2 separate regions of the Homo sapiens genome follow, and region 1 is linked to region 2. A link is a loop called in an ENCODE intact Hi-C map of the cell type or tissue named here. Cell type or tissue: Calu3. All regions are shown on one strand. Links, peaks and the distances in the headings refer to the core of each region. The heading gives the core; the rest is flanking DNA. Region 1 has its middle 140 kb from the start of MIR223HG. Region 2 overlaps MSN (moesin).

Evidence for each region. Peaks named below come from ENCODE experiments on the same cell type or tissue, not always from the same donor. Only the 100,000 strongest peaks of a DNase experiment are listed, where the experiment ranks them.
Region 1: a loop joins it to region 2, with 5 times the contacts of the local background. A loop is called at or near these places in 3 of 110 quality-filtered maps.

Annotation. Positions count from the first base shown.
Region 1 is chrX:65,864,970-65,880,037 of GRCh38, reverse strand. No RefSeq gene overlaps it. Among named protein-coding and RNA genes, the nearest start is that of MIR223HG, 140 kb to the left of the region's middle. In Calu3, for the core only: CTCF peaks have their summits at 7,821 and 8,029 (motif pointing left); a DNase peak (open chromatin) is centred at 7,967.
Region 2 is chrX:65,739,244-65,754,311 of GRCh38, reverse strand. It overlaps MSN (moesin), which reads right to left. Exons shown (of 13, transcript NM_002444.3): 13 at 12,381-14,583. The coding sequence ends at 14,419. Among named protein-coding and RNA genes, the nearest start is that of MSN, 79 kb to the right of the region's middle. RefSeq lists a silencer at 1,719-1,917 and an enhancer at 3,182-3,241. In Calu3, for the core only: no CTCF peak of the experiment used is centred there; a DNase peak (open chromatin) is centred at 9,201.

The DNA of each region.
Region 1 (15,068 bases), core at 3,139-11,138, 130 kb before region 2:
TTGGTCTTGGACTCAAGATCTCATTAAACCTGCATCTCATAACAGCCTTATAGGGTATTCAGATCATGGCTCATTACCCCCATTTTCCTAAGGAATAAACTGAGGCCTAAGTCACGCACTGCCAGTGGCAGACCCGTCTTGGTTCCCATTTTAGTGTTCTTTCTACCGCACTATTCTCTCTCTGGACATGTAAAAGAATAATAATAGCTGCAATTTATCAAGCATTTATTTTTTGCCAAGCTCTGTGCTAAGCCGTTTGCATTTATTAACTGAATTGAGAAAATGGTAGGTGGTGTATGCAGAATGAATTGGAGAAAAGATTAGGGACCATCACAAGATAGAAGGCTGTTGACATCTGTTAGATGGAATAAAAACACATACTAGGAAACTTGGTGGGAATGGAAAGGAAAAGTGAGAGATTTTATTGGATTAGCTAGCAAACAACAGGATCTTGAGGTCACAGGACACATGAGTTTGAATGGAAGGAAAGACAAGTAAATGTGTGCTTTAAAGAAGGATGCTGTCTGCCAGGCACGGTGGCTCATGCCTGTAATCCCAGCACTTTGGGAGGCTGAAGCGGGTGGATTACGACGTCAAGAGATCGAGACCATCCTGGTCAATATGGTGAAACCCCGTCTCTACTAAAAATACAAAAATTAGCCAGGCATGGCGGCGGGTGCCTGTAGTCCCAGCTACTCGGGAGGCTGAGGCAGGAGAATCACTTGAACCCTGGAGGTGGAGGTTGCAGTGAGCTAAGATTGTGCCACTGCACTCCAGCCTGGCGACAGAGTGATACTCCGTCTCAAAAAAAAAAAAAAAAAATTAAAAAAAAGAAAGATGCTGTCCAGATTGCTATCCAGCATCTAAGAAGGCTATTCAGCATTTGGGAAGCCACATAGTTTCTGGAAGAATTCCAGCCTAGCATATACACGCTTTAGTTGCCATACACCTGTCTAGTCCTCCTTAAAGATGAAATTTCTTTCAAACATAGGTCTTCATTGGTAGCTCAAAATTCGCCTCACTCCCCTCCATGTGCTGTCCATAAATCCTGTGACACAGACCCTCAAAATGTCATCTGCTTTCACTTATATAATGGGTGTGTCTGAGAAAAGGGGGAGTTTAACAGGATCGTCCTCAAGATTCTGAGTCTACATAATTTAAGTGAGGAGGCTCCTTTCTGTGTCCAGCTCCATCCTCTCCTTCAGACACAAATTTTTACCTAAATCTCAAGTTAAACATGCTTAAAGCATGCCCTTCATTCAACCTCCTTGATTTCCTAGTTTCTATAGACAATCTCTCCATCCTCCCAACCCTGACTCCAAGCCTTAAGAATCACCTCACACTTCTCCCTCCCTTTGGCTGCCCACATCAAATCAATCACAGGGCCCTGTCAGTTCTCCCACTGCAGCAGGACTGACATCAGTGTGGGTCTTTTCATCTGCGCTGCTCAAGTTAAAGCCTCATTACCACTGATCTGGATTATTGTAATAACTGTTTTTCCAGAATCCTATCTCTCACTACTCTGATATATTCTGTACCAAACAGTTACCTACTTACTGGCCCCTTATGATTATCTGTGTAACAGACTAGTCAATGGAGACACAGAGGTAACAATGGTCTTACCTTCAAGAAACTCTCCATCTACTTATGGAACACATGTGAAATAACAATGAAAAAATAAACCTCATTAAGCTTTAGGTTGGAAGCATAAACTAAAATTCTGTAGAAATGTAGAAAAGGGAATAAATGCAATATTTTGTTGTGGTTTTGAGGGAAAAGGGTTTTATAGAAAGGCTTCACAGAGGAGATGACATTTGAACAGGATATTAAAGGTTAAATAGTTGGCTTGGTGACAAAGGGGAAGAAAGGTATTGTAGGCAGAGTCAAGTCTGTGTGTGATGGTATGAGGTGTCATACCGTAAAACAGCCTGAATGGTCAAAATACAAGAATCTTGTCAGTAAGGCAGGATACAGGTTTCCGACAGAACCTTTTGGAGAAAGTGGGGGTAGGGGTGGAACTACAGAGCAACCTCAGACAGAATTCAAGCTCAGGGCACTGTCCAGGTGGCGACTTGTTTCTTGGCAACAGGATGAGAGCCCAAGAAATGTGTCCAAGGGGTCTGCCAGCAGCAAGCTCCTGGCCCCATTTTACCAGTGACTGCATTGGCCCCAGTCCTGTTTCTGCCAAAACACAGTCAGCTAGCCCCACTTATCTTTCCAGCAGCTGCTCCAGAACTGCTCCCCATCCTAACCCAGGACCTGCCTGCACTTTTTTCTTTTTATTTTTTTATTATTATTATACTTTAAGTTTTAGGGTACATGTGCACAATGTGCAGGTTAGTTACATATGTATACATGTGCCATGTTGGTGCGCTACACCCACTAACTCGTCATCTAGCATTAGGTATATCTCCCAATGCTATCCCTCCCCCCTCCCCCCACCCCACAACAGTCCCCAGAGTGTGATGTTCCCCTTCCTGTGTCCATGTGTTCTCATTGTTCAATTCCCACCTATGAGTGAGAATATGCGGTGTTTGGTTTTTTGTTCTTGCGATAGTTTACTGAGAATGATGATTTCCAATTTCATCCATGTCCCTACAAAGGACATGAACTCATCATTTTCTATGGCTGCATAGTATTCCATGGTGTATATGTGCCACATTTTCTTAATCCAGTCTATCATTGTTGGACATTTGGGTTGGTTCCAAGTCTTTGCTATTGTGAATAATGCCGCAATAAACATATGTGTGCATGTGTCTTTATAGAAGCATGATTTATAGTCCTTTGGGTATATACCCAGTAATGGGATGGCTGGGTCAAAATCTCCTTAAGCTGATAAGCAGCTTCAGCAAAGTCTCAGGATACAAAATCAATGTACAAAAATCACAAGCATTCTTATACACCAATAACAGACAAACAGAGAGCCAAATCATGAGTGAACTCCCATTCACAATTGCTTCAAAGAGAATAAAATACCTAGGAATCCAACTTACAAGGGATGTGAAGGACCTCTTCAAGGAGAACTACAAACCACTGCTCAAGGAAATAAAAGAGGATACAAACAAATGGAAGAACATTTCATGCTCATGGGTAGGAAGAATCAATATCATGAAAATGGCCATACTACCCAAAGTAATTTACAGATTCAATGCCATCCCCATCAAGCTACCAATGACTTTCTTCACAGAATTGGAAAAAACTACTTTAAAGTTCATATGGAACCAAAAAAGAGCCCGCATCGCCAAGTCAATCCTAAGCCAAAAGAACAAAGCTGGAGGCATCACGCTACCTGACTTCAAACTATACTACAAGGCTACAGTAACCAAAACAGCATGGTACTGGTACCAAAACAGAGATATAGATCAATGGAACAGAACAGAGCCCTCAGAAATAACACCACATATCTACAACTATCTGATCTTTGACAAACCTGACAAAAACAAGCAATGGGGAAAGGATTCCCTATTGAATAAATGGTACTGGGAAAACTGGCTAGCCATATGTAGAAAGCTGAAACTGGATCCCTTCCTTACACCTTATACAAAAATCAATTCAAGATGGATTAAAGACTTAAATGTTAGACCTAAAACCATAAAAACCCTAAAAGAAAACCTAGGCATTACTATTCAGGACATAGGCATGGGCAAGGACTTCATGTCTAAAACACCAAAAGCAATGGCAACAAAAGCCAAAGTTGACAAATGGGACCTAATTAAATTAAAGAGCTTCTGCACAGCAAAAGAAACTACCATCAGAGTGAATAGGCAACCTACAAAATGGGAGAAAATTTTCACAACCTACTCATCTGACAAAGGGCTAATATCCAGAATCTACAATGAACTCAAACAAATTCACAAGAAAAAAACAACCCCATCAAAAAGTGGGCAAAGGATATGAACAGACACTTCTCAAAAGAAGACATTTATGCAGCCAAAAAACACATGAAAAAATGCTCACCATCACTGGCCATCAGAGAAATGCAAATCAAAACCACAATGAGATACCATCTCACACCAGTTAGAATGGCAATCATTAAAAAGTCAGGAAACAACAGGTGCTGGAGAGGATGTGGAGAAATAGAAACACTTTTACACTGTTGGTGGGACTGTAAACTAGTTCAACCATTGTAGAAGTCAGTTTGGCGATTCCTCAGGGATCTAGAACTAGAAATGCCATTTGACCCAGCACTTTTTTCAAAAGCTTATCTGGCCCTTACACATTACTCTCCTGACCTCATCACCGTTCTACAGACAAACATTCGGAGCACCCAGATATTTGCTTTTAATTCCTTGTTACAGTTGGCAGCTAGTCAGACATGAGCAGTGCAGGAGAGGACACCACCTCCACCAGGAATGTCAGACAACTATAAGGTGATGGTCAGGCAATTGTTACACTGTGTCTCTAAAATAATAATCGGTGGCAGCCAGCTCCAGGGAAAGACAGTCTCCCAATAGAAAAACTCCTGAAACGTGATCAGCAGCTTCCCGATAAGATCTCAGGAGGTGGGCAAGTGGGCTCAAGCATGTGCATTAAGAGGAAAAAAGGTGGCGTTTAACTGGTATATGACCTTCTGTGAATATTCAGCTAGTAAGGGAAGAACACTTCAAGTGAGCATGCATGTTTACTGGAGCAGTTAACTCCAGGAAACACACTGTGCATGCTCTCCTCCCAAGTGCTAGTAGGCCACTGCACATACAGATAGCCCACCCCAAGGGAAGAATCTGGGGAGAAGGGCTGCAAGACCCCCAAAGTATGCCAACTCCAAGCCAAAAGGTCAAACTGTGCACTTGATCTCTCAAGTCGCCCACTTGGCCCTCTCCCAAGGGTACTTTACTTCCTGTTCTAAATCATTTTAATAAACTTTCGCTCCTGCTGTAGAACTTGCCTTAGTTTCTCCTTCTGTGTTATGCCCTCAGTCGAATTCTTTCATCTGATGAGGCAAGAATTGAGGTTGCTGCAGACTCATATGGATATGGATTCACTGTCAGTAACACTCTCATCGCAAAGTGCTCACCCTTGGCTTAAGCCTCTTAGCTCATAGCCTTGCTGACTCATACTCTGAGTGCTGCTTGAACTCACTCCTAAGTGAGATATTTCCACTCTTTCCTTCGGAATGGGGATTTTCTGTGCTTTCGCCACTTGTGGATTCCCTATAGCACTATAGTAGGGCTGTGTGGATTGAAGGGATCCAGTGACGTTTACTGAGTAATTGAGAAGGTACTGATCTCTAAACCTCAGTGCTTCATGTCCTTCCCTGTGATCTTGGAATGTAATTCGTCACTACACGTTTGGCCAGAAATTGTCCCCAAACTTGCCAGCCCATGTCTTGATCTCTCAGTGACCCCTCCCTTCAATCATGGCTCTCTTTAATATCACTCACCTAGAGCCTTGACTCACCAAGAGTCTTGCCATGGACTCTCTTTTTCTCTCCTCTGGACCTCCAACCCCAGTCTGTCTCCCCTGGGTTCCCCTAGCCCCTGCCCCTCTCTCTACAATGGCCCCAGTCTCACCTCTTCCCCTCTCTCAGCCTCCTCTCAGCCCAATTCAATACAGCTTTATTCTCTAGAGCCTTCTCTGCAGCCCCTGTCCCTGTCACTGTGCTGTTGGATTTACACCAGACTCTCTCCCCTCCCCTTTACAGCTCTCCCACAGCCCTTCCCCAGAGCGGTCTCAGGGCCAGAGGCTCTCCCCAGCCCAACTGGGACCAACACATTCCAGTCTGGTGCAGCAGGGTCCCAGGTGACTCATGCCCTTATTTAGCAGGCAAGGAGAAGCCTAGCTGGATGGCCAGAAGGCAGGCTACTGGGAAGTTTGAAACCCTTTAACAGAGCCAGCAGGCCGACCACATCATCTCTGGTCACTGAGCTGTTTCGTGACAGTCCAGGTTGCAGTCCAGGAGCAAGTTGTGCAGTCCAGGAGTAAGTTGTACAGTCCAGGAGCAGGCTGTGCAGCCGTGCTCCAACGCTGTAGGCCCTCTTCTCTCTCTCCCTCTCTCCTGATACCTAGGCCACACTCACTTCCTGGCCTTCCAGGCACTCCCACCAGTCGGGGCCACCGGGACTCTGGGCAGTAGGTTGCCAAAGAGAGCTTTGCAGCTGTGGCATCCCCACCAAAGCTCCAGCTGCAGGCACTGCAGATTTCTCACCTGCTGGAATTGCAACCCTGTGGTGCACACCTCCCCCATCCTTCGGGTGAAGGCGGCACAGGACAAGCCCTGCACTAGCCAGCCATGTCCCAGATCTGGTTAGCCAAGGCACGTGGACACCTGAAACAAGGATCCGAGCAAGGTAAGTAGTTGGGGCCGTAGGAAAGGAACAGGTGGCCATTGCGCTCTATGGCCACCAAGATGCATGCAAGGGTGTGGTGGGAGATAGGGCTGAGGGAGGGAGCACCTCAGGACCAACTCCACCCCTCATAGCTTGGAAGCCCTGCCAACATCCCACTTTCACACCCCAAACTTGGAGGTGTTGAAGCCACCACCAAGGTGCGAAAACCACTTTTTTCTTTCCTGCCACGCCGGGAGAGCGCCCTGCAGAGTCAGATCCTGAGAGAGTAGGCTGCCATGGGCCTCTGTAGAGCTGGAATTCTCCCTAGTCTGAGAGGTGCAGCCTGGGCAGAGACGCCTGAGCCCCCTCTCTAGAATGCAGGTGATGACTCCCTACCCTACCTAACACTCGGAGAGGGCAAGGATTTCCCTCTGCTCCATCCAGCTCCAAGAAGCTTTTCTCCACTAAGCCACAGTTTATTCATATGTCAAATGGGGATACCAAAATCCATGCACAGAGCTACTGTGAGGATTGCAGTCGGTAATGCATGTGAAAAAGCACAACACAGATTTTGGCAGACAGTGTGCACTCACTTTTACTTCTTTCCTCTTGACTCTCCAACCTTTAAATGATAGAATTCTGGCACATTTCCTGCGGGGTTGGATTCTGCACCACCTAAGCACAAATCATGCTGAATTAGCTACCTCAGCATCAGGCTTAGTAGGAAAGTGGGGGTTGGCAGACAAGGTCCAGAAAAAACAAACAAACAAAAAAAAAAACCAAAAAACAACACCAGAGAGGAGAAACCAAGGTGACTGAAGAAATTCAGGAAGAGAAAGAGGCCAAGAAAGTGGAAAGAGACACCAGCAGGGACATAGAATCTGAAAACAAAGTGGAGCTCTGGGGATTTGAACAGGGAAACTACAGGAAAAAAAATTAGACCCCAGAAAAAAATGGGTGAAGCCTCAGAGATCTAGAGAGGATACTAGAAAAACAGATGATGCCACAGGGACATAGGGGATAGGGAACTCCAAGAGACCAAGAAACCCCAGAAACCTAGGAAAGAGGTAAGATTACAGAAAATGGATGAAGCACCAGTGATACAGGGAAGGGTCTCAAAGAAACAGGACTGCAGAAAAGGCATAGAATCATGAGGAAGAAGAGAAGCGTTCCTAAGAGAACAGAAAACTGCAGAAGAATATTAGAAAGGTATTGTGCCAGGGATTTAGGTAGGGGAACATGGAAAAGAGAAAAGCCCACAGGTCTCAGATGGCAGATAGGAGGCAGGACTAGCTTGCAGCTCCCACTCAGACAGACAGAGCAGCATGTGAAGACTCACATCATGAACTTTTGCTCCAAGAACTACCGCAGGAACATACCAGGAAAACTGAGAGAATTCACAGACCCTCTGAAGGAACTGGAGCCACTGTAGGCTCCCTGAGATACCAAAAAACTGAGTCTACTTGCTTTCTCAGCAAGGATGCTGGTGGTCACTCGGTGCTGTTGGGGGTGGGTGTGCACAGTGGGAGTGAGACTGGCCTTTAGAACTGCAGGCTCCTTGGGAGCAAGGTGAGGCCTGTGACTGTCTGATTTCCCCTACTTCCCTGGTTACCAGTATGACTCAGCAGAGGCAGGCATAATTCCCCTGGGACTATAACTCCATTGTCCTGGGAACCACACAATCGCAGTGAGCCCTGCCCAAGGACAGTGTGAGCTCGAGTAGTCCTATCCCTGGCTCCACCTGGTGGTGTTTCTCTACCGGCCTTGGTTGACGAAGACAAAGGACATAATCTCTTGGGAGCTCTGTGGTCCTGCCCACCACCTGAGAAACCTGAATACTAAACCAGGCGACCCCAAGGCAAGTTTCTCTCTATACTTCTGCAGCTGATACACTCTTGAAAGCACTACCTCCTGGCTGGATGCCAACAAACAACCCTCCTAGATTAAAGCAGGAAGAAATAGGAACTCTGAACAGACCAATAACAGGCAATAGGAAAAGGATTCCGTATTTAATAAAATGTACTGGGAGAACTGGCTAGCCATATGCAGAAAATTGAAACTGGATCCCTTCCTTACACCTTATAAAAAAATTAACTCAAGATGGATTAAAGACTTAAATGTAAAACCCAAAACTATAAAAACCTTAGAAGAAAATCTAGGCCATACCATTCAGGACATAGGCATGGGGAAACACCAAAATGGCACATGTATACATATGTAACAAACCTGCACATTGCGCACATGTACCCTAAAACTTAAAGTATAATAATAATAAAATTTTTTAAAAAAAGAAAACGCCAAAAGCAAAAATTCACAAATGGTATCTAATTAAACTAAAGAGCTTCTGCACAGCAAAGAAACTATCACCACAGTGAACAGACCACTTACAGAATGGGAGAAAATTTTTGCAATCTATCCATATGACTGAGGTCTAATATCCAGAGTCTGCAAGGAACTTATACAAATTTACAAGAAAATAACAAGTAACCCCATTAAAAAGTGAGTAAAGAACATGAACAGATACTTCTTAAAAGAAGACATGTATGCATCCAACAAACATATGAAAAAAAGCTCAACATAACTGATCATTAGAGAAATGCAAATCAAAACCACAATGAGATACCATCTCATGCCAGTCAGACTGGTGATTATTAAAAAGACAAAAAAAAATTAGATGCTGGCAAGCCTGCGGAGAAATACTCTGTTGGTGGGAATGTAAATTAGTTCAACCATTGTGGAAGACAGTGTGGCGATTCCTCAAAGACCTAGAACTAGAAATACCACTTGAGCCATCAATCCCATTACTGGGTATATACCAAAAGGAATATAAATTATTCTATTATAATAGAATAATTATAATAATAATTATAATAGATACATGCATGTGTATGTTCATTGCAGCACTATTCACAACAGCAAAGACACGGAATTAACATAAATGCTCATCAATGATAGCCTGGATAAAGAAGATGTGGTACAAACACACTGTGGAATATTATGCAGCCATAAAAAGGAATGAGATCATGCCCTTTGCAGGGACATGGATAGAGCTGGAAGCCATTATCCTTAGCAAACTAACGCCAGAAACAGAAAACCAAGTACTGCGTGTCCTCACTTATAAGTGGGAGCTGAATGATGAGAACACATGGACACAAGTGGGGAATGACATACACTGGGGCATTTCAGAGGGTGGGGGGTTGGAGGAGGGAGATCATCAGGAAGAATAGCTAACGGATGCTGGGTTTAATACCTAGGTGTGGGCTGATCTGTACAGCAAACTACTGTAGCACACATATACCTATGTAACAAACCTGTACATCCTGCACATGTACCCCTGAACTTAAAATAAAAGTTGGAAATAAAAAAAAAAACAAGGAAATCCTTTTTTGTCCCTAGGTCACAAATACATTTTCCTAATTTTTTTTAATTAACTTTACAAATTTTTACTAACTTTACATGTTTCATCTTTAATATTTAGATGTTTAATCAATTTTGAATCCATCCTTGTATGTAGTGTTAGCCAGGGATTCAGTTTTATTTTTCTTAATATAGTGAGCCAGTTTTTCCAACATTATCTACTAAATAATCCATTCTGTCCCGATTAATTTTTGGTGGAACCTTTATTGTATATTAGGTTTTCATTTATACTGATTTTTTTTCTTACTTGTCTGCTTCCTTCAAATGAGAAGATCTACTTGACAGCAGGGACTGTCTGACTTGTATGCTCAGGACATAGCACAGTGCGTAATGCATAGCGAGTGCTCCATGAATATTTCCTGATTGAAATAATAAATAAATGCAGCAACCATAATATTTTTTCTGAGCCTATTAATTGACCGCAACTTGGGATAAAATATTTTCAACTTTAAAGTGAACATTTATGTTTCATGTATTTTGCAATAGCCCATTAAAAAATGGCCCCATTCTCTCCTTTCAGCTAGCTTGTGATCTGAGGAAGAGCACACAATGAAGAAAATAAAGTAATTCATCATTATTTTATTTTCTGAACATCTCCCATGTGCAAAGCCTTGTGCGAGGTATTTTACATGCATTATCTCATTTAATTAAAATCGAGTTGTAAAAATTAGAATGTGTCCAAGGGCATTTATGTCTCTAATAAATTGAGTTTTGAAATGACATATGATATGAATTTTGTTGTGATGAGCATTGGTTTTCAAAATTTTTAGCAGCTGATTAATTTTTATCTTTTAACAAACCCTTAACCAATAGATGAAACAACCAAAAGAGTTACATGGATTCCTCCAGCCATTTACATTTTTGCTGCTAGGTCAGTTGTGAGACAACCCCCCTGCCCTGCCACCAGAAGCCTCAGCTTCTGAGCAGCACAGCATGAAAATCACTGCAGTGAGCAAGAAAGAACTGTAGGTTCCAATGCTTCACAAAACTAAAGTATTAAGACAGGCCACTTTTACTACTTTTCTCCATTTTCTGATTCCTTGCTGCATTCCAGAACAGGGTTCTTTCTTCAAACCCTGGATTCCAGTGTCTTCTGTCTATCTCTAATATGTTTGTCATTTATTTTGTTACTTTGGTAAAATATGAATAACATAAAATTTGCCCTTTTAACCATTTTTAATTGTACAGTTCAGTGGCATTAAGTACATTCACATTGTTGTACAAACATCACCACCATCCACCTCCAGAACTTATCATCATCCAAAACTGAAAACCCACACTCATTAAACAATAACTCTCCATTGTCTCCTGACCCCAGCCTCTGGCAACCACTATTCTACTTTCTGTCTCTATGAATTTGACTACCATAGGTATCTCGTATAAGTGGAATTGTATAATATTTGTCCTTTCCTGACTGGCTTATTTCACTGAGCATAATGTCTTGAAGGCTCATCCATGTTGTAGCATGTGTTGGAATTTCCTTTGTTTTTAAGATTAAATTATATTCAATTGAAAGTATATACCCCATTTTGTTTATCTATTGATGGACATTTGGGTGCTTCCACTTTTTGGTTCTTGTGATTAATGCTGCTATGAACATGGGTATACAAATATCAGTTTGAGTCGCTGCTTTCAATTCCTTTAGGAATTACACCTAGAAGTGGAATTGCTGGATCATACACTAATTCTGTTTAGCTTTTTGAGGAACCACCATACTGTTTTCCATGGCAGCTGTAGAATTTTAAATCCTCACAAGCAATGCATGAGTTCCAATTTCTCCTCATAACTGACAACACTTGTTGTTTTCTGATTTTCTTATAATAGCCATCCTAATAAGAGTAAGTGTGAAGTGTTATGTCATTGTGGTTTTGATTTGTATTTCCTAATGATTAGTGATGTTTAGCATCTTTTCATGTGTTCATTGACCACTTGTATGTCATCATTGGAGAAATTTCTATTCAAGTTACTTGCCCATTTTTAATTGGGTTGTGTGTTGAATTATAAGAGTTCTTTATATATTCTAAATACGTGACCCTTATCAGATTTATTATTTGCAAATATTATCTCCCACTCTTAGGTTGTCTTTTCACTTTCTTGATAGTATCCTTTGAGGCACAAAGGTTTTTAATTTTAATTGAATTCAACTTATCTTTTTTTCCTTTTTAATCTTGTGCTTTTTGCGTCATATCTAAGAATCTATTGCCAAACCCAATTCATTAAGATTTACCCGTGTATTTTCTTTTAAGAGTTTCATAGTTTTAGCTTTTACATTTAGTTCTTTGATCTATTTTGAGTTAATTTTTGTATGTGGTTTGAGGTAGGGCCCCAAATTTATTCTTTTGTATGTGGCTATGTTGTTGCCTCGGCACCATTTGTTTAAAAGACTATGCTTGCCCATTAACATGTTTTGACAGTCTTATCAAAAATCAGTATTGAAGATATATGGGTTTATTTCTGGATTCTTAGTTGTAGTCCACTGATATATATGCCTATCCGTATACCAGAACCACATTGTTTGATTATTGTATCTTTGCAGTAAGTTTTGAAACCAGGAAGTGTGAGTCCTCCAATTTTGCTGTTCTTTTTAAAGATTGTTTTGGTTATTTGCAATTCCTTGAGATTTCATATAAATTTTCACATAGACTTTCCTATTTCTGCAAAAAACATCATTGAGATATTGACCATGATTGCATCGATACTATAGATCATTTTATAGTATTGACGTCTCGATAATATTAAAGTCTTCCAATCCATGAGCTTAAAATGTCTTTCCATTTATGTGTGTCTTTAATTTCTTTAGGCTATGTTTTGTAGTTTTTAGCATATAAGTCTTCTTTTTTTTTTTTTTTTTTTTTGAAACAGAGTCTTACTCTGTCACCCAGGCTGGAGTGCAGTAGCAAGATCTTGGCTCACCGCAACAGCAACCTCCACCTCCTGGGTTCAAGCAATTCTCCTAGCTCAGCCTCCCGAGTCGCTGGAATTACAGGTACACACCACCATGCCCAGTTAATTTTGTTGTTGTTGTATTTTTAGAAGAGACAGGGTTTCTCCATGTTGGCCAGTCTGGTCTCAAACTCCTGACCTCAAGTTATCCACCTGCCTTGACCTCCCAAAGTGCTGGGATTACAGGCATGAGCCACCGCACCCAGCCAGTGTATAACTCTTTAGCCTCTTTGGTTAAGTTTAATACTAATCATTTTCACTATTTTGAAATTTTTGTAGTTCTTACACTTTTGCTGTATGCAATGGAATCATTTGTCATTTTTCACAGGGTACATAAGTTTTTAAAATATATTTTTGACAATTCTGCTGTGTTCCTCTTCTGGTAAGGGGGTTCTCAAGTTACTTTTGGCTCCAGTTTCAGTTCTGACACTAATATCCTGTGTGGTCTCAGCCAGGCCCCCTTCTACTCTCTAGGCATAAATTTCCCTATGTACCATTAGGAGGTGAAGGGTGGCTTAGAACAGTGATTTTTTTTAAACATGTTTTGCTATTCCTAAGATGTGTTTCTGAGAATATGAAGGCCAGAGTGGGATGATCAATATATTATCGATATATTATCTGTTTAATATATTGTGCATATAATTTTGCTAAAAGAAATAATTTTTTCTTCAAAAATAGGAGGAATAGCTGAAATTTAAGACTCCTTCTAAGTCTGCAGTTCTGTATTCCTAAGCCAGTATGTGTGAGGAGGAGATGTGTGATGAAGAGGGTATAAACTGGATAAAGGGCAAATACTTTTGGGGAGGAAAGAAAGGGGAAAAGCAAGTGAAGAAAAATCAAGTGAATATACTTGCTTCCCGCCCCCTCCCTGAACACTCAGAGTTTTCAGGCCCTTAAGAACCATTCTATGGGCTCAGAAAGCATGACTTTAGCCTTCAGAAATACCCACAACAACATTCTTTTCTGGAAAGCCCCACCCCTGTAGCACCCTCTCTCACCATGACTACTGCTGCTGCTTGGCTGAAGACATAGATCACTGTAAGGCAAGCTACCACTAAACTTGTCTTTCACTGGCTTTATGACTTGGACTGGGTGTCTCTCATCTTAGGCATCATCTTGCCTAAGGTGTACCTCAGAAGTTAACCACAGCCCTAAACAGGCCCTGGATTGACCTTCAGTACAGGAAACAAAAAGCAAAGCAAGAAAACAGACATGAGCAGTACTATTCTGAGGTTTTCCTTAACTTGAAAATATGATTTAAAGAATACATACAGAAAAAGAACATGAACCATACAAGTAGCATTTGATAAATAACTATGAAGCAAAACACTTGCATAACCACGACCAGGTCAAGAAATAAAACAATACCAACACCTCAACATTACCTCATGTGCTCCTCCCTATTTCCCTCTCCATCTTTCCCCACTAGAGGTAACTACTATCCTAGTTTTTACAGTAATCATTTCTTTGCTATTCTTTATAATTTTACACCATAAATAGGCAATGTGTTTCCTTATTCTTCTCTCCCTTTGGCCTATAGTAGTTAAAAGCCCAAGCCTTGAAAAAGATGGTCTGAAAGTCTGTTTTTGCTATCTATTAGCTGTGTGGCCTTGGGAAAGTTACTTTTCTTTGTATGTTAGATTTCATACCTAACAGGCTAATAATTGTATATTGTACAATTACAATTGTACAATTCTAATGAGGCTCTGACGAACGGATTGAAATAAATTAGAAAATTACTTGGTACATAGCTTGTGCTCGTTAATACTTAGCTATTACTGTTATTCCAACAAAGTGGAAAGGAAAGTATGTTCTTCTCAGAGGAGGGTGCTAGGACATGGAAGGCATCAAAGGGGTGGCAGGAGAGCTACCAGGTTCCTGCCTAAAGGCCTCATTCTCCCACAGAAAATTAAGCTGACCATAAAACACTTTCAAAGTGGCAGTAGTGCCATAAGAAGTTATCATACTAAGAGTGACAGTAGCACCAGCAACTGCAGTGATACCAGGAGTGTCAGTGGCCCAAGCAGCTCTAAGATCATAAATACTAGTGGAAACTCCATTGCTAGTGAAATCATAGTAGCCATTGAGAACACAAGCAGCAGCAACATCAACAATGCCAGCATAGAAGCAAGCACCAATGCAGACATGAGCGTCAGTGAAGGGGTGGGCACCTGCAGAATTGAGACTGGCAGCAAAACTGCAAGTGCAGCCAATACTATGATCTTCAATGAAGACATCAGTGTCAATCATAGCTGAGTGTCAATGAAGGCTTGAACACCTTCAGGAGCTTGAGCCTGAGCACATTTGGGAGTCTGAGTTCCAGTGGGTGTCTGAGTTCCAGTGGGAGTGAGAGTGGCAAACAGCAGTCCACTATTTTGGTCCTCAACCAGTCATACTGTATCTCCAGGTGAGTACCATGCTTGTCCCTACCTCCTGCACCCT
Region 2 (15,068 bases), core at 4,552-12,551:
GACTATTTCTTTTGCTGAGCAGAAGACTTTTAGTTCAATTGAATGCCATCAATTTATCTCTGTTTTTGTTGCATTTGCTTTTGGGTCCTTGGTCATGAAGTCTTTGCCTAAGTCAATGTCTAAAAGAGTTTTTCCGGTGTTATCTTCTAGTATTTTGATGGTTTCAAGTCTTAGATTTAAGTCTTTGATCCATCTTGAGTTTATTTTTGTATAAGGTAAAAGATGAGGATCAAGTTTCATTCTTCTACATATGGCTTGCCAATTATCCCAACACCATTTGTTGAATAGTATGTCATTTCCCCACTTTATGTTTTTGTGTGCTTTGTCAAAGATCACTTGACTATAAGTATTTGGCTTTATTTCTGGGTTCTCTATTCTATTCCATTGGTCTATGTACCCATTTTTATACAAGTACCATGCTGTTTTGGTAACTATAGCCTTGTGATATAGTTTGAAATCAGGTAATGTTATGCCTCCAGATTTGTTCTTTTTGCTTAATCTTGATTTGTCTATGTGGGCTCTTTTTAAAATCCATATGAATTTTAGGATTGTTTTTTCTAGTTCTGTGAAGAATGATGATGGTATTTTGATGAGAATTGCATCAAATATATAGACTGCAGCTGGGCACAGTGGCTCATGCCTGTAATCCCAGCACTCTGGGAGGCCGAGGCAGGCAGATGACTTGAGGTCAGAAGTTCGAAACCAGCCTGGCCAACATGATGAAACCTCGTCTCTGCTAAAAATACAAAAATTAGCTGGACATGGTGGCACACTCTTGTAATCCCAGCAACTCAGGAGGCTGAGGCATGAGAATTGCTTGAACTCAAGAGGCAGAGTTTGCAGTGAACCGAGATTGTGCCACTGCATTCCAGCTTCGGTGACGGAATGAGACTCCATCTCAAAAAAAAAAAAAGAAAGAAAAGAAAGAAAAAGAATATGTAGATTGCTTTTGGCAGTGACATACTTGTTGGACTTTCTAACTTGTCCTAGACATCCTCTTTTCTTAAGCAACCAGTTATTTTATTTTAGGACAAGAATTTCCCATACAAGATTCTTTGTAACATTTCTTACCATAAATACCTCTTCACCTTTGTAATCTTTTAATTAGACGAGCTACTTTTATTCTGTTAGGAAGTTATGGTTTGTATTACATGTTGTTGTGTGAGTCCTGAGAAGAGGGAGCAGATAAGGAGGTTATCTACATGATGTAGAAGTTATCCCCCATCAAGGGATTGCTCGGTTAGATTTCTTGTTTGTGTGAATAAGTGTGGGCTATATTTAAAACTCCTGAGGTAAGAATATTTAGGTTGAAGCTATTGGTTATAGATCTAGGTAGCTTTCCTGGGAGAAATAGGGCTATTAGAGGGAAAGAGGAATTTAGAGTTTGGGTAAATATAAAGCAGACACCCATCTTAGAAAGTATATTCTTGTCCCAAAGGGGGGTGGGGTATTTAGATATTACCAGAAACTCTTGGGAGAATGGTAATTTATCCTTTAAGTAGAATAAAGTGGTGTGAATTTTTCTACTGAAGGAAGGGGTGCCACTTGGCCCCATTACCTGACAGGATTTGGAGGAGAGTTGCTTAGAGAAGAAGATTAGTACAGAGTAGGCAGTTCTTGAACTTAAAAAATTTATTTATTTTACTTGCCACCTCCAGAGTTGCCTTTGGCTTTGTCTTGTTGATGATGACTCTGATTTGGGAGCCAGTCAGAGAAGAGAGTACCTGCAGCTCAAGGCCATTAGGGGTTGGGATTCTGTTCTGGGGAACATTTTGACCCTTAGGGCAGTTTCATTTTCAGTAGCCGAGCTTGTGGCAGAGGGGACAAGCCACGCAGGGCTTTTTCACATTTATCCCATTAAGGCAGTTTGCCTTTCAGTGGCCTGGTCTTTTGCACGATGGCAGTTACCTGTAGGAGTGTCCTTAGGGCTACCTGGAGGGGGTTGGGGGCTTGTAAAACAGCCAACAGTTGAGACTGCCTAATGTTCCTGTGTTTTTCTTTTTTCTTAGCTTTGTTCTCCTTATTCGGCTCTCAGTTATAAAAGAATGAGGAGGCTAATTTGAGGATTTCCTGCATAGGGGCCATGCTGTATTACACAAGAAAATTAGACATTTCTTTTTGAGAGTCTGAGGGTTAAATTAATCCCAGTGTTTTAGGAAGCAACCCCGAGGTGAGTCTGAGGGAACAGATGAGATTTGTCCTATGATGGGACTGAAAATGACAAGCTGCTGGGGGTAATGTCCGCTGCGGTCATGAACTGCACTTTGTCTCAGGGCATCCTGCCGAGGAAAAGGGTTCCACTCACGTCCACTGAGGGACTTCGAGATGCACTTTCCAAAGGGGCATCCTACCTATTGGAAGGATCTCCCAGCATTGTGGCTGATGGCCCTGGGGTTTTATGCTGGATGGCTAGTCCAGGTAGGAGGAATGAGGATGAATGGAGAACACAGCCTGGAACTAGCCCAGGAGAAGGAATGGGAATGGGGAGATTCACCTGAGGCCACTTGAAATCATCTGATTTGGCAACATCCAGAGCAGGTTTGGCTGTCTTTACAGTAGAATTTAGAATGAGGAAGAGGGGGTCTGAGTTCCCCAAAACATGTGTAGGTTAGCTTTAGTCGAGCTTTAGCTGCCAATCATGCTACATGTAGGGATTGGGGACTTTGGGGAGAGAGCTTTCCTCTCTTCCGAACAAGGCAGACAAACCTGTTCACCCCCTGACCTTCAGACTCCACCAGAGAGTAGCTCTGGCCAGTGACCATCAATTGCCAGAAAGATACTGGAATTTTTTCACAGGAAGACTGGAAAGAAAAACAAAACTCTAAACTCCCACCCAATTGGGCAGTGGTCAGACGTGCTATCAGGACCTTCTGGTCTTCTGGGGAGTGGCCTCAGCTGGGATCGTCAATTGGCTCCAGGCTTGGACACTGTCCACCAAGAGGTTGGAGTTAGGGAAGAGAAAAGGGAGAAACTAGGAGACACGTTCTTAAGCAGTTCCTGAGCACTCCCTGAGTAGCTCCCGAGCATTCTTCTAGCAGTCTTGGAGCACTCCCTGATCAGTCCCACACACTCCCCATATGGGCCACCAAAATGTTGTGGGTGCAACTAGCTGGGGCTGATGTTGTGGGCAGTAAAGGAATTTACTAAGACAGTTGTGGGTAAAGGAAAAAGAATTTATTAAAGAAAGTACAAAGACATGTTGCAAGAAAGCAATGGGCAGCACAGCAGGGAAGAGGCTGCCTGCAAAGAAGCAGGGGATGGACAAAAGTTTTATAAGGTCATGCTGGAGGGGGCTATGTGCAAGTGAATTTGTGCTGTATGCTAAGAATATGTTGGGGTAATTTTTAACTGCCAGGTCTTTCCTATCCAGGTGCCCAGGGGAAACACTATGCTGCTTTTAGCTGTCTTGCGACCCACATGCTTTCCGTTTCTGGTGTTGCAAGATACTGACTGTGGTTTTTCACACAAAGAGGTGAGCTCTGCAAACTGGGTTAGGTCCCTGTTCTGCCAGCCTGGCTCCTCCCTGGTTCCTGTTAACTTATTGATTTACTGGGGCCCCAAAGTTACCAGGAACTTGTGGTAAGGAGAGGAGGGTAGTAGAAAGTGACTGATAATGAATATGAAGTTTCTTTTAGGGATGATAAAAATGCCCTGAAATTAGATAGTGGTGGTATTTGTATAACTTTGTTTTTTTTCTGTTGTTGTTGTTGTTTTTTGACATAATTTTACTCTTGTCACCCAGGCTGGAGTGCAATGGTGCAATCTTGGCTCACTGCAACCGCTGCCTCCCAGGTTCAAGTGATTCTCCTGTCTCAGTCTCCTGAGTAGCTGGGATTACAGGCACCTGCCACCACACCCAGCTAATTTTTGTATTTTTAGTACAGATGAAGTTTCACCATGTTGGCCAGGCTGGTCTCGAACTCCTGACCTCAAGTGATCCGCCCATCTTGGCCTCCCAAAGTGCTGCGATTACAGGTGTGAGCCACCAGGCGCAGCCTATAACTTTGTGAATAGACTAACATCCACTGAATTATACATTTTGAAAGTGTGGAATTTGTAATATGTGAATTTCATCTCAATATTAAAAAATTACAATTAAAAAACAAAGTAAAAAGATGCCACGAGATTTATCAAATGGAGAATATTAATATAGAGGTGTAAATTATTTTTAAAAATAACCAAACAGAAATTCTAGGGTTAAGAAAAGTTCTTCATGCTGAAAGAAAGTGACTCTAGACAGCAATTTGAATCCACACATAGAAACAAAGAGCAGTAGTAAAGTTATTTATGGAATAAAAGACAGTGTAAATTCATATTTCTTCTCTGTTCTCCTTAACTGATTTAAAAGACAATTGTATAAAGCAATATGTATACTGTTGGGTCTATACCATATAGAAATGTAATATATTTGACAGTAATAGCCCAAAGGAGGTAGATGAGAGCAAATTTATATTAAAGAAAGAAAATATAACAAAATCTATAAATGTATACTTGCTTTCCTCTTTTTCTCCATTTCTTTAATAGACTTGAAATTGTATAAAGTAATAACAATATATTATTGCATTTGTGACATATATAAATGTAATATATATATATATATATATATACATAACAATAATAGCACAAAAGGGGGAGATAATAGAGCCATGTAAGTGTTTCTTTATCTCACCAGAATTAAGTTTGTATAAGTTGAAGGTGATTTTCACAAGTTAAGACGTATATGTTAAGCCCTAGAGCAACCACTAACAAAATAACTAAAAAAAAAAAAAAAAAAAAGGCAGAAAACACTAAATAAATTAAAGTGTTACATTAGGAAATACTTACTGCAAAAGAAAGCAATAAAGGAGGAATAGAGGAACAAAACATGGGCTCCAAGATCAGAAGGAATAATTCAGAAGAAGAAATAATTCTGGATTTTCAAGTTTCAAGAGTGGATTTTAGCAAAGACCCTTTGGGCCTACACTGATTGCAAAAAAAACACACAGCTCAGCAAATCCCTAACAGACAGTACTTGGGCAGGGTTTTACTTTGCAAAGATATTGCATTTGCAAGGAGCAGTTTATGGAGCTATCTTTATTTTGGATATTTTTCCACAAGCCCTTTTCTATTTGGGTGAGACTAAATTCTGCCACTGGTAATAAGACCCTTACCTTACCTTCTCAGAAATGTAGACCATTGAACAGTTTTTCACTTATCCAGAAAAGTGGCAGCTGAACCACCCTGCTGCCAAGTTGTTCTATTTACATAGACCCAAAACTCACCAAAGATACCCCTAACCAGGATGAGGAAGAAAATTGTACTAACAGAGAAAGACAAGACAAGGGGCTCAGGCTAAACTAGAAGTTTTCTTGGAGAGGTCAATGGATATGTAAAAATAGTGGGTGGAATTGACACTTCCTAAACCCCTCTGACAAGATCCAAACCAAGGGCTGTGAGAAAAATTAAGTTATTCTGGGATTGGAAGACTTTCAGCTATGGGTGGGCGAATTGGCTGGGAGACAGAAAACAAGAGGTTAAAATAACAATGTCTTTTGACAGCAAATTCTACCACAGGACAGGTCTGCAATTTCACATGGTTATAAATAATCTGAAGAGCAAGGTAATGCTTTTAGTGAAATTGAGTTTCTAATTCATACAGCAAGTGTTCATGTAGAACCTATGTACTAAGCTTGGTCTGGCAGTGGAAGATTTTGTGATGAAAAAGACATTGCCCCTTTTGGGAGGGATTGTATAATCAGGTTGAGATTCACACGTGAAGAGAGCCACTCAGTGTCATTTCATTCATGAGCTGAAGCCAGGGGAGGACCAGACAATATGGTACATTAGTGAGGAGGGGAGGATGGACAGGAGGTTTCCGAGGGAAAGCAAGACTGAAGCTGGTCCTAAAAGATTAGATGTTGGGACTTTGGGGACTCGGGGAAAGAATGGGAAGGGGGTGAGGGATAAAGGACCACAAATTGGGTTCAGTATATACTGTGTTCGGGAGATGGGTACACCAAAATCTCACAAATCACCACTAAAGAACTTACTCATGTAACCAAACACCACCTGTTCCCCAAAAACCTATGGAAATAAGAAGTTAAAAACAATTACAAAATAAATTTAAAAAAGATTATATGTTGGAATTCAGAAAGAAAGAGGAAGATCATCCCAACTAGAGAAAGCAGCACATTCCTAGGGAGGAGCCATTAACTCATTCAACAAACATTGAGTACTTACTGTGTCCAGGTAAGTTGTTGGAGAATACAGCTGTGAACAAAAAAAGTCCCTGCCTTTGTGAAGGTTATATTCTAGATGGACAGATGGGTAATAAACAATAAGAAATAGATAAATTAGATCATTTCAGTTAGTGAGAAATGTTATGAAAAAATAAAGCAGGATAATGAAATAGAGAATGAATTCAAATCATGGTTTGCCTTTTTATTAGCTGTGTAACTTTAGGAATGCTGTTTAACTTTTTTGTGTCTTAGTGTCCTTCCTCATCTATAATATGGTGCAATAACAGCATTTATCTTGTAAGAGCATAGTAAGGGTGATTTAATTTATGCAAAAGGGCTTAGAACGGTATCTGGCACATTGTAAGCCATATAAGTTAGCTATTATAGGTGTGTATGTGAGTTGGGAAGTGGGGACTAATTCAGATAGGGTGATAAAGGGGTACTTCTGTGAGCTGGGACCTGAATGATGAGGAGCCGGTCATGGGAAATTCTCTGGCAAGAACATTCCAGACAATGGGGCAGTTAAAGGCCTGATACTTGGATGAGCTTGGGATATTAATGGAAAAGAAATAAGGACAATGTGGCTGAAGCATAGTAAGCCAGGGAAGGGTGCTAAGAGGTGAAATGAAAAAAGAGGTGAGAAAGGGCCAGATTACATAGAGCCTGGAAGGTAACAGTACAGATTTGAATTTCATTCTGAGTGTGATTAAAGAAAAAAACCCATGGGAGGTTTAAAGTAAGGGAGTGATGTAACCTAATTTACACTTGTAAAAGGTCTCTCTGGCTACTGTGTGAAGAATGGACTGTAGGAGAGCAAAAGTGGAGGCAGAGAGACCTGTTGGGAAGTCATTTCAATTGTCCTGACCAGAGGTAATAATGGCTCAGATTAGGTGATGAATTGGAGGAAGTAAAAAGTAGTTGTGTTTGGAGTCATATTTGAAAGAAGACTGGATAGGCCGGGCTCAGTGGCTCACACCTGTAATCCCAGCACTTTGGGAGGACAAGGTGGGCGCATCCCTTGATGTCAGGAGTTCAAAACCAGGCTAGTCAACATGGCGAAACCCTGTCTTTACTAAAAATACAAAAATTAGCCAGAAGTGGTGGTGCGTGCCTGTAGTCCCAGCTACTTGGGAGGCTGAGGTGGAAGAATCGCTTGAGGACAGGAGGCATAGGTTGCAGTGAGCCGACATCATGCCACTGCACTCCAGCCTGGGCAACAGAGTGAGAGTCCATATGGAAAAAATAAAATAAAATAAAATAAAGAAAGAAAGTAGACTGGACAGGCCTTACTACCGATGAACTGGTTCTAGGAGTGAGAAAAGAGGAATGATGGTGCCTGATTTGGGGGCCTGAGCAACTGGGCAAATGGTGGCATCATTTACTGAGGTGAGGAAGATTGAGGGAGGAAAGGATTTGGGAAGAAAATCAAGCGTTCTGCTTTGACTAAGTAAACTTTAAGAATCGTATTAGATATGCAGGTAGAGGTTTCAAGGGAGCAGTTAGTTGTCCAAATTGAACTTGGAGAGAGTTATGGACTAGAGAGATAAACATGGGAGTCATTAATACATAGGCCATAATTAGTCACTGAACTGGGTGAAATCACTTGTGCCTTGCAGAGAATGTGAGACCAACTCAGGTAGGAATGGAGAAACTGAACAAAGAAAAGAAGAGTAGAAGTTTCTGACAAGTTACTGGCAGCAGAGGATAGAAAGTTGACTGGAGATCTAGTGAGGAGGCCACTCACTAGAGGCAACGGTCCCAGCAGCAGAAGAGAAGCAGATATGGCATTAAAAAGCTATTTGCAGAATGAAAGGCAGGAGATTGGGCACTGGGACCGCGCTAGGGAAAGAAAATTGTCAAGGAGAAATATCCAAGTTCTTATTCTGGAAAAAGGCGTGGATAGTGGCGCCACCAAGTGAGAGAGAGGCATAAGAAGATGAGCCAAGTGGAATAAGAATAAAAATAATATATTTGTTATTCTGAATTTGAAGCTCTAGGAAACATTTAAATCTTGCCTCTGTCACTCCAAGCTATGTGACTTTGGGCAAGTTACTTATCCTTTCTGTACCTTAGTTTCCTTATCTGTAATAACTGCCCTTGTCTCAGAGATACTGTGAAGATATGTGGTAATACCTGTAAAGCACACTGAACAGTAAGTATTTAATAAATGCTAATTACAATTATTATTGCAATGGAACGTCATTATGAGAAAGTCTGGGATTTTGAGGGATGCCAGGTCTAGTATGCCTGGAATGCAAAGTGCTGTGGGGAGATAGATGATGATGGATAGTGGAAGATAAGACAAGTCAAATAGTGAAGAGCCACTAGGCTAAGGAATTTTGGCTTCTTCTTCAAGGAGGATCCAGAGTGAGGGTTGTTTTTGTTTTGTTTTGTTTTGTTTTGTTTTGTTTTGTTTTGAGACAGAGTCTTGCTCTGTCACTCACGCTGGAGTGCAGAGGAGCCATCTCCACTCACTGCAATCTTCACTTCCTGTGCTCAAGTGATTCTCGTGCCTCAGCGTTTCGAAGAGTAGCTGGGATTACAGGCATGCGCCACCACACCTTTTGCCATTACTTTTAATGGCAAAAACAGCAGTAACTTTTGCACCAACGTAATAGATTTTTATGGAGACTTCATTATGTAGGCATGGTTGATTAAACTATTAGCCATTGGCAATCAACTTGACCTTAAGCCCCTCTCCCCTCCCTGGAGGTTAGAGGAAAGTCCCAACCTTCTATTCATGCTTTGTCTTTCTGGTGACCAGTCCCACACTGAAGTTATTAGTCAATCATTAGCATACAAAAAGACAGCACTTTGGAGCTCCCAAGGATTTTAGGAGTGGTATGCCAGGAAATAAGAGGAAGACCAAATATATATATTTCACAATATCGCAGTAGTCCATTCATTTTTATTGTTGAGTAATACCCCATTTATGAATATACAATTGTTTTGTTCATTCTCCTGTTGATGAAAGTCTGGCTAGCTTCCAGATTGGTGCTATTGCAAATAGTATTGCTATGTCTTTTGGTGGACATAAGCACTCATTGCTCTTGGATATATACCCAGCATCTCTACCCATTATTTTTTAAATTAATTTTTTTGAGGTCTTTGTAGATTCACATACAGTTGTAAGAAATTATACAGAGAGATCCCATGTACAATTTACTCATGTTCTCCCAGTGGTATCATCTTGTAAATTAGCCTTCAATATCACAACCAAGATTTTAACATTGATATAGTCAAGACACTAGGTATCACAAGGACCCCTCCTGTTGCTCTCTCATAGCCATATCCATTTCTCACATGCTCTCCATCCCCTGCCTTGTTCTTTAACTGCAGGCAACCACTAATTTGTTCCCTTCTCCATTTCTATAATATTGTCATTTCAAGAATAAGGAATTTCAAGAAATAGGGAAATGGAGAATAATGCTAGAGTGGCTTAAAACAGAACAAATTCTGGAGGTCAGATTGTCAGAGATGCTTGAGCCAGAGCTACTTCATCTAGAATAGGGGCTGGGTAAAAAAAAAGGCTGAGACATACTGGGCTGCATTCCCAGGAGGTTAGGCATTTTTAGTCACAGGATGAGATAGGAGGTCAGCAGAAGATACAGGTCACAAAGACTCTGCTGATAAAACAGGATGCAGTAAAGAAGCCAGCAAAAATCCACCAAAACCAAAATGGCAATGAAAGTAACCTCTAGCAGTCCTCACTGCTTATTATACACTAATTATAATTCATTAGCATGCTAAAAGACACTCCTACTAGCACTATGACAGTTTACAAATGCCATGGCAACGTTTGGAAGTCACTCTATATAGTCTAAAAAGGGGAGAGACCCTCAGTTCTGGGGAAATATCTCCCCTTTCCTAGAAAACTCATGAATAATGTTTAGCATATAATCAAGAAATAACTACAAGTATACTCAATCAAGCAGCCCATACTGCTGTTCTGCCTATGGAGTAACCATAATTTTACTTTCTTGATAAACTTGCTTTCACTTTACTCTATGGACTCACCTCAATTCTTTTTTGTGAGAGGTCCAAGAACCCTCTCCTGGGGTCTGGATCGAACCCCTTTCCAGTAACAAGATGAAAGTCCAAAATGGGCTAAAACTGAGCTAAAACTAAGGTGTCCACAAAGCTGCATTTCTTCTGGAGGCTCTAGGGGAGAATCCATTTCCTTGACTCTCCCATTTTATAGAAGCCACCTGCATTCATTGTTTCATGGCCCCTTCCTCCATCTTTAATATCGGCAACATAGCATATTCAAATCTCTCTGAATCTGACCCTCTTCCATCTTTAATGACTCTTGTGATTATATTGGGCCCACCTGGATAATACAGCACCCTTTCCCTATCTTAAAACCCTTAACCCAATGACATCCCAAGTCCCTTTTGCAACGTAAGGTAACATATTTATAGGTCCCATGGATTAGAACATGGATGTCTTTAGAGGGCCATTATCTTGCGTGCCACATCCATCTTCCTGGGAGAAGTCTACCTGTTTTCCATTTAAAATAAATAAATAAATAAATCATTTACACACATACAACCCAATATCCAAAAACAGAGATCCTCTGGTTGTGGTTGGAGGGGATCTAAAACTCCTTCACTTTCCAAGGCAACAACAGTTGGGATAATCATTAGCAGAGACTCCTAAGGCCTCCTCCTACACTGATGTTCTAGGGACTTCGAACTATATCTGCTACCTTAGAATTGAAGCTGTGCAAATGTCTCCTCTTCCTAGTATATGTCTGCCCACCCCCAGGAGGACATACTGGAATCATCAAATACATACACTGGTGCCTGGATCCCAATACTAGAGGTTATAATTTGATTTGAAGATATGGTCTGGGCTTTGGAATCTTTAAAGGATTCTAATGTGCAGACAAGTTTTTGAGCCACTGCCTCAAAGGGTTGTTGTTAAGGATTTAAAGCTCACAAAACATACGATAACTGGGCCAGGCCTCATGGGCTCCCACCTGTAATCCCAGCACTTTGGGAGGCCGAGGCAGGCAGATCACTTGAGGCCAGGAGTTCAAGACCAGCCTGGCCAACATGGTGAAACCCCATCTCTACTAAAAATACAAAAATTAGCCAGGCATGATGGTGTGTGTCTGTAGTCCCACCTCCTACGGAGGCTGAGGCAGGAGGAGAATCGCTTAAAGGTTGCAATGAGGCAGGATTGCACCACTCCACTCCAGAGTGGGCAACAGAGACTCCATAAAAAGAGTAAGAGAGAGAGAGAGACAGAGAGAGAGAGAGAAAGAAAGGAAGGAAGGAAGGAAGGAAGGAAGGAAGGAAGGAAGGAAGGAAGGAAGGAAGGAAGGAAGGAAGGAAGGGAGAGGAAGGAGGGAAGGAGGGAAGGAGGGAAGGAAGGAAGGAAGGAAGGAAGGAAGGAAGGAAGGAAGGAAGGAAGGAAGGAAGGAAGGAAGGAAATATATGATAACTTACTTTTCCTTGCAAGTGTTGGCTTACCAGGAAGGAAAGTGGTAAGTGAGAGTGCCAGGTCCAGGACAGTTTAGAAGGTTTGTCTGGCCTCAGTTTCCTCATCTGCAAAATGAGGATAACCATATCTAGGCTACAAAATGTTTTATACATGTTTTATAAACTATAAAGTACTACCCAATAGCTTTTGTACATACACACACTCTCCATCCTCACTTCACACTCCATTCCCCACTGCCTTCTGCAACAGGGCCCAAGGTAGTTTCCCTGACCTTTATTGGCACTACAATATGTGAGGGTAGTAGGAGGCAGGAAAAGCCTGAAGACCTTCCTGACAAAGAGGCAGGACAGGGCCTGAGCATCCCAAGAGAAATCAAGAGATACAAATAAGTACCTCTTAGGTCCCAATGCCAGGCAAGTCCAGGAGCATCACATGGTCAATGCAGGATCCACACCCACAGTAGAAAAGTTGGCCTGGAACTACCGAAAGGGCACAGACTATTAAGTTAGACAGTCCTGTGACCTTGGGAAGTTATTATACTTTTTTGAGCCCATTCTCTCCTATATAAAATGGGGATAGTCATATCACCCCTCTCCATAGAACTGAGGTATAGATGAAATGAGACCAAAGATAAGAAGGTAATATATAAATAGAAACTGCAGTGAAATATCTTACAGCTACCCACTCATACCACAAAGAACGATTGAGTCACTGTGAAGTCTTCCTAAATTTTATTGGCACTGAAATAGAACATGGATTGAGCATAAACCCCTCCAAAAACAATTTTTAAAAAACCCAAAAAGTACACAAAAAACCCCTGAATACAAAATCTAACCTTTTCCCCCAGCCTCCCTAAGGGTAAGTTACTGACTTTAAGGCAGCTATTAATAGATTGCCCCACAATTCCAGGTTTCAATTTAGCCAATATAGGACATATCACCAAGTGAGCTAATTCACAGCAATGCACACAAGACTCCTCAAGGTCAGGCACAGAGTGGGGGGTGGTGGCCAGGGGGAATTGAGGGAGGCTCTAAGCTAGGGGCACTGCATGGTGGGACAGGATGGCCCCTTGAGGACTGAACCCTGGGGAGAAGACAAACAGTAATAATAAAAACAAATAACAAGTACTTTAAGAATGGATTGTATGACCTATAGTGACAGATGACATCACTAATACTGAAAGCTTCTTATATTAATAATTTTGGCAAAATGTCATTTTGTAATATAGTATATGCTTTCCAGGTGTGGGGGTGGTAAAGTAATGAGGCCAAAATCATCCTGCCCCAAGACTAATATCTTCTAATGGTGCATTAGCAAGGAAGGCAGAAATCAATATTTAGATATCAGTAGAGTACATAATACTGTAGAAAGAAGAAGAGCACACATGAGACAGAGAAGGAGGTGGATGCTCCTGGGTTGAGAGCAAGGGGTGGGGGTGTGGAAGGGACTAGGCCAGAATCCCCAGCAGCTCTCTGGTTTACAGCTCCAAGGGACAGAACAGCTGGTGTCAAGACCTGGGTTAGAGGTTTGTCAAACAGAGGCAGGGCCCAGTCACCTCTTTGGAGGGGAGTGATGAGAAGGGGATTTTGGTCACCTGAGAGGGTTGAGTAAACTTGGATCAGGGCACAGGCTTCTCTCACCATACTCAGCTTTTTGCACTCACTCCCTAGTTGAGCCTACTGGCATCAAGCTCTAGATGCCAAGGCTGGGATGGCTGTGGAGCAGGAGCTATGGCCCAAGTAGCTCTGAGAGGGGAAGAGACCTAAAACCCCTAGCAGGGAAAATACTGACGCTAGGTGTGAACATATCCTCTCTTTTCACAAGAGTCCTGATGGGGCTGGCTGAGCTTTTGGGTACTCATCCCTACTGTTATAGCTGGAGAGGATTTGGGTATTGAAGCAGGGAGGGGCAGATCCCACGAAGTGACTGCAGATCTGGAATAATAAGTAAGGGGTAGATCTGCCCATAGAGCTCACTTTAGACCGGCCTATACTCCTACAAGGAATTGGGGTAGGATCTTCTACTCAGCCTTGCCACAATAGAATGGCCAATGCCCTTCTAGTATGTTTGGTGAAGGTCTTGAAGGCACCATTTCCCCCATCCACCCTGGGGAGAAATTGAGTCCCTAAAGTCAACGACAAGGCTTATTGAGGCTGAGTTTGCAACAGATCCGATCTGGGAGGTAGAAACAAAAATGACTGAACATCTTTTTATCCCCCAATCGTTACAAAGCCTAAATAACTCTAAACGGGATGGGAGGGCAAATTTTAGGTCAGTTGACATCCTGGAGAAGATATCCTAGGTCCTGTCTCATTCCCTAGACCGCATAACACTCCAACCGTGTAAATCTCAGGACCCTGAAGAAGACAGTGGTAGGGGAGAGGAGGGGAGCTAGCTTCCAACCTACTCCACACTTGACTCCCATAGGACAACAGTAAGTGTAAGGGCATTTGCAAAATCAAGTGGAAAGTACCTCTAGGCTGGAGAAGTAGGATATTCTAGCCATACAGATTCAATGGAACAGAGAAGAGAAAGGAGGTTCCATTGGCACCATAGTGAGCCATTCATTTGCCCAGGGAAGTGGGTGGGGGCTAAGGGGCTAGGTTTGGTCCCATGGCTACATTAAATGCTTGGCATGACTCCAGGGCTGCTCTAGTTAGTGGCTCCAGCACAGTATGAGTTAGGTGAGTTAGGTGTAGGAGTGTGGGGACAAGGAAAAAGGGAGGAGGGGTCCCTAGAGGCTGGGTGCCCATTACATAGACTCAAATTCGTCAATGCGCTGCTTGGTGTTGCCCTGCCGGATCTGGCGCAGGGTCTTGTATTTGTCTCGGCCCAGTCGCATGTTCTCAGCATGGATCATGTCATTGGCAGTCTTCTTGGACTCATCTCTGGCATTGGCCAGCTCCGAAGTGAGGGCCTGTGAGGATGTATGGGAACACAGAGGTCAATGGCTTTCTCTCATTTTACCTCCTGTTATTTGACCAGACTTCCCTTCTCTTCTGTTTCCTTCTTTCTTCCTCACCCTTTCTCTCTATATATAAATATTGAGAGTCATTTCCAACTCTGTTAGAACTGCAGTGGGGCAAGAATATTAAAAAAAAATAAATAAACTTAGGGGACCAGTTGATAATGGGTATCCTTTAAGAGTAGAACAACATACAAAAGATTCAGGTGGGAATTTTGTCAGCTAGATATTTTCTTAATGTAAGAGGTGAATGGAGTGAGTGGGAGGTGGGGCAGAGAGAAAATCTCAAAAAGGGAAGAGATAGCCCAAGGTCTGATTAATAAGTGAGAGGTGCCTATCCTTAAAGCTGTCACTTAAGAACGGCTTGGGCTCCCATACAACACTGGGACAGGATCTTATACCTATCCCCCATGATGGTCTAGGGAATGCCATGGGCT